Linked DNA regions of Homo sapiens: region 1 is linked to region 2. Evidence: read pairs that join two places in POLR2A ChIA-PET (ENCODE). Cell type or tissue: Panc1. All regions are shown on one strand. Region 1 overlaps FLAD1 (flavin adenine dinucleotide synthetase 1). Region 2 overlaps KCNN3 (potassium calcium-activated channel subfamily N member 3).

Evidence for each region. Peaks named below come from ENCODE experiments on the same cell type or tissue, not always from the same donor. Only the 100,000 strongest peaks of a DNase experiment are listed, where the experiment ranks them.
Region 1: POLR2A ChIA-PET joins it to region 2 with 6 read pairs; 3 of 35 experiments call an interaction of 5 or more read pairs at or near these places.

What each region holds. Positions count from the first base shown.
Region 1 is chr1:154,986,004-154,988,503 of GRCh38, forward strand. It overlaps FLAD1 (flavin adenine dinucleotide synthetase 1), which reads left to right. Exons shown (of 7, transcript NM_025207.5): 2 at 2,102-2,500. Among named protein-coding and RNA genes, the nearest start is that of FLAD1, 3.9 kb to the left of the region's middle. RefSeq lists an enhancer at 1-298. In Panc1, no CTCF peak of the experiment used is centred here; no DNase peak of the experiment used is centred here.
Region 2 is chr1:154,818,852-154,821,351 of GRCh38, forward strand. All of the region lies in intron 2 of KCNN3 (potassium calcium-activated channel subfamily N member 3), which reads right to left. Among named protein-coding and RNA genes, the nearest start is that of KCNN3, 50 kb to the right of the region's middle. In Panc1, no CTCF peak of the experiment used is centred here; a DNase peak (open chromatin) is centred at 990.

The DNA.
Region 1 (2,500 bases), 170 kb after region 2:
AGCCACTGCGCCCGGCTGTGTGTGTGTGTGTGTGTGTGTGTGTGTGTGTGTGTGACGGAGTTTCGCTCCTGCTGCTCACGCTGGAGCGCAAATGGCGCAATCTCAGCTCACTGCAACCTCTGCCTCCTAGGTTCAGGCAATTATCTCACCTCAGTCTCCCGAGTAGCTGAGATTACAGGCACCCGCCACCACGCCTGGCTAATTTTTGTGGGGTTTTTGTTTGTTTGTTTTGAGACGGAGTCTCGCTCTGTCACCCAGGCTGGAGTGCAGTGGCGCGGTCTCGGCTCACTGCAAGCTCCGCCTCCCGGGTTCACGCCATTCTCCTGCCTCAGCCTCCCGAGTAGCTGGGACTACAGGCGCCCGCCACCACGACTGGCTAATTTTTTGTATTTTTAGTAGAGACAGAGTTTCACCATTTTGGCCAGGCTGGTGACCCCTATATTTTAAGTGCCTACTAGAGTCTGGTAGTGTCCTATACATCACATATATGTGATTTTACTAATCTTCACAACAACCCCACACAAAAATCCCACGAAGTTGGCACTTTTTTTCTTCTTTAAAATTTTATTTTTCTGTGTGCATTTGTTTTATAAACGGGGTTCTCGCTATGTTAAACAGGCCAGCCTCAAGCAATTCTCCCACATCAGCCTCCCAAAGTGATGGGATTACAGGCATGAGCAACCTTGCCCAGCCCCCCACCCTTTTTTTTTTTTTTTTTTTTTTGAGACAAAGTCTCACTGTCGCCTAGGCTAGAGCTAATTTTTTGTATTTTTTTGTAGAGACAGGGTTTCACCATGTTGCCCAGGCTGGTCTCAAACTCCTAGGCTCAAGCAATCCTCCCACCTCAGCCTCCAAAAATGCTGGGATTACAGGCGTGAGCCACCACACCTGGTCGGCAAAAAATCCCAATTGATGAAACTGGGGGTCAGAGAGGTTGAGAAACCTGCCCAGGGTTACATACCTAGGAAGTTGTAGAGATGGGATTCCAGCCTAATGCCTGATGCTCCCTTACTCCAAAACACAGACCCTTTTTTTTTTTTCCTTTGGTGACAGGGTCCCTGTCACCCAGGCTGGAGTACAGTGGCATGATCTCGGCTCACTGCAGTCTCTGCCTCCCAGGCTCAAGCAGCCCACCCACTTCAGCCTCCCAAGTAGCTGGGACTACAGGCATGCGCCACCACGCCCCGCTAATTTTTGTATTTTTTTGTAGAGATGGGGTTTTACCATACTGTGCCGGTTGGTCTCGAACTTCTGAGCTCAAGCGAGCCACCCCACTCCACCTCCCAAAGGGCTGGAATTACAGGCATGAGCCACCATGCCCGGCCATCAGAACACAGACCCTTAACCACTAAACCCTTTGTAGACAATTAGAGGGAGATGGGGCTGGAAAAGAAGATAGGGTATACGCCACAGACAGCCCCAAATACTCTGCAAAGGAATTTGAACTTTCTTCTGTATACAGTTGGAAACAACAAATGGCTTTTGAGTCCAAGAGTGATGCAATCACAGTGACGCATTAAAACGGTTACTCCGGAGACATCAGAGCACTGTGGCTGGAGGCTGGGAGCCTGGCCAGGAAGCTGTCGCCATTGTCCAGGTGAAAGGTGCTAAGGACCTGCTTGGTGGCAGTGGGGACAGAAAGAAGAAAGCAGGCCAGGCGTGGTGGCTCACACCTATAATTCCAGCACTTTGGGAGGCTGAGGCAGGAGGATCACTTGAGACCAGGAATTCAACACCAGCCTGGGCAACATGGCAAGACCCCATTTCTACAAAAAAAATTTAAAATGAGCTGAATGTGGTGGCACGCGCCTGTAGTCCCAGCTACTCGGAAGGCTGGGGTGGCCCTTGAAGCCAGGAGGTTGAGGCTGCAGTGAACTGTGACTGAGCCACTATACTCCAGCCTGGGTGACAGAGACCCAGCTTTAAAACCAAACAAATGGATTTTCCCACTCTTGTGTCCAGTCCAGGCCCCTCAGCAGCCTGAGGTGGTGTCCTTCAAAGAGCAGAGCACTGCATCATCAGGTGGATGCAGCCATCATCTTCAACCCCTCCCCTTCATCCCTACAGTACTGATGGCCTCATCTTCCCCTTCAACCCCCAGGGACACACTCAGGACACCAACACCTTCTTTCTGTGCCGGACACTGCGCTCCCTAGGGGTCCAGGTTTGCCGAGTCTCAGTTGTACCTGATGAGGTAGCCACCATTGCAGCTGAGGTCACTTCTTTCTCCAACCGCTTCACCCATGTCCTCACAGCAGGGGGCATCGGCCCCACTCATGATGATGTGACCTTTGAGGCAGTGGCACAGGCCTTTGGAGATGAGCTGAAGCCACACCCCAAGTTGGAAGCAGCCACCAAAGCCCTAGGAGGGGAAGGCTGGGAGAAGCTATCATTGGTGCCCTCCTCTGCCCGCCTGCATTATGGCACAGATCCTTGCACTGGTCAACCTTTCAGATTCCCTCTGGTCTCCGTCCGAAACGTCTACCTCTTCCCAGGCATT
Region 2 (2,500 bases):
TGTTCTAAAAGGTACTCCCCCAGCCTCACATGTGTGCTGGGCAGGGCCTGGGTCCTGGGTGTGAGCTTCTGGGGCAAGGCTGGGGAAGACGGGGACATGATCATCTGGTCCCTGCTAAAATTTAGCTAGGTGATCAGGAACCACTGTGGATGAGGAAAGCTGTGAGCAGATTCCTAGCAAAGGTCCTGACATCACCCAAAGGGGAGATGCGGCAGCCACCCCCTGCCCTGCCTGCTTCGCAACAGGTGAGCAGCAGCTGGCCTTTGCCTGTGGAAGGGTGCTTGCTAAGCACTCCCCTCTGCATAACTTCATCAGTCACACTTGGGATAACTCCTTCCTCCACTCGCAGGAAGCAGGTTCCGCAGCTGGCTGAGCAGCCAGATCTAAATCAGAGAATTACAAGATTGGGGGGCTAAGTAATAGATGAGGAAACTGAGGCCCGAGACCAAAAAGCTAAGTCAAGGTACGACCAGCTTTGGAAAAGAGTTACCTTGAACTCAGCATGCTTTCCATTCAAAGAACGTGCTACAAACGTGCTATACTCTGCCGAGAAGAGTATACTGTCAGACACTATAAGTCTCTGGACATGCAAAGATTAATGCAAAGATAACTGTCCCTGAGGTAGGGAAGAAAGACACCCAACAGAAAACTACAATATGGCCCAGTGCGGTATATACAAGGGCGCTCCGTAGGAACCTCCCTCCCACTGACTCTCTGGGCCCAAACTGTTCCCATTTCCCTCTGGCAAGAGAAGGTCTAGCTGGGCACAGAAAGAACTTTACTGGAAAGGTAAGAGGCACAGAGGAAGCCGGTTTTGGTGACTTTCCTCAAGTGACGGAGGCTGCAGGGAGGATAAGGGGCTGGGTGGTGGGAGCTCAGGGTACAGGCAGGGCTGGGCCAGAGCAGGAGGAAGCCCAGCCACCTGCCAGTACCAGGCAGTCGTGATAGTGACCACCTGGTGGACCCAGCTGGTAAGTGCAAGGCCCAGCTAGAAGCAGTGGGACAAAGGTCACAGGAAAGGGACCAAAGTTTCCATTCTGTGAAAGCCCACTCTGTACTCTACACTGTTTCCAACCCCTGCAAGAGTTCAGCAAAGTGGGTGATGTGGTTCCCATACTTCAGATGGGGAAACTGAGCCCCAGAGTCAGGATTCAACACAACTGATTTCACTTTGTTTCTCCAAATTGTGTCAGGCCAAAATGAATGACCCCCAATAGCATCATCTACTGCCCATGATTAGGGCTGAAACAGAGATTGGCCATGAGCTGGACATGGGACAATGGGTACCCAGCCAGGTTCTGGGCTGTCAGCAACATGACCCTGCCACCAGGCCGGAACTGAGTCAAGCTGCAGCTGGACCAGAACAGGCTGAGAGCTAGGGCTGCAGGCCCTGGACTGGGAACAAGGACCTCAGGAGCATCAGAGGGAGGGACACCTGGCTCTACCCACCCCAATGCCTGGAGCAGAAAGAGGAAGTAATCAGGCCTAGCACCACCAAAGTGTGGGGTTGAGGCTGAGAACAGCTCCTCTTCTTCCCCTTCCTCAAGCCTGGGTCATAACTGAGTTTTATGGTTCTGCCTTTTTTCTTTGTTGTGTGTGACACCTCCCCACACAGGTCAGGGTGACACATAGTAATACAGTCTCCCTACAGATGAGAACATGAACACTGAGGGACTGCCTGGATCCCGCGGCTGGCTTTGGGTGGGGTGGAACCAGGCCCGGAGCCCAGACTGTCAACTTCTGTCCTGTCTCGATTCCGTGGCCCTAGTCCTCCCTGCCTGTACTCCTGGCTCCTTTCTGGGGCTGACTGGACAATGGTCTGAGTTAAAGTCCACCACTCTGTCCAATTCAGACTCCATGAAGGAAGCTGCCTGGTGGCATCTGGCACAGGCACAGCCCCTGTCCAAGCATCTGCAACCCTTTAGAGGCTGAAGAGTCCCAGCATCCAGGTCAGTATCCTCTAGTCATTGACAGAATGCAGCCCTGCCAAGGTGGCCTGGAGCCAAGGCTTCCATGTCCCAGCCAGCCACAGTGGCCCCTGACCTTCAGACAAAAAGCCAAGGCTCTCTAAGAGGAGGAGGCACTCCCACCTGCGTCCGCACTGCTGCTCCACCCTGAAAATGCCGAGTAACAAATGGGACTGGATTTGAACGGTGTTGTTAAATAGCGCTTCACAAAGCACTCTCCCATGCGCTCCTCATCCCATCCTCACAACAGCTCAGCAGAGCTGGAATAAAGGCCCCATGTTCTAGATGAGAAGATCGAGACCCAGGAAGGTCACAGGGCTGGCCAAAGACACACCAAGAAAAAAGGTCATGGCCGAGACTTGACCCCAGTTTTTCTGACTCTGAGCTCTGGTCTTCGTCAATCTCTCGCCTGCTGCCCAGATGTGAATCTATCTGTGCTCCTCCAGCCAAAGGACCGGGATGGTTTCCAGATTCACATGCACATGAGGAAAAACATCTGGATAGTTTAGAACTTCTCAGGTCCACAGCAGTGC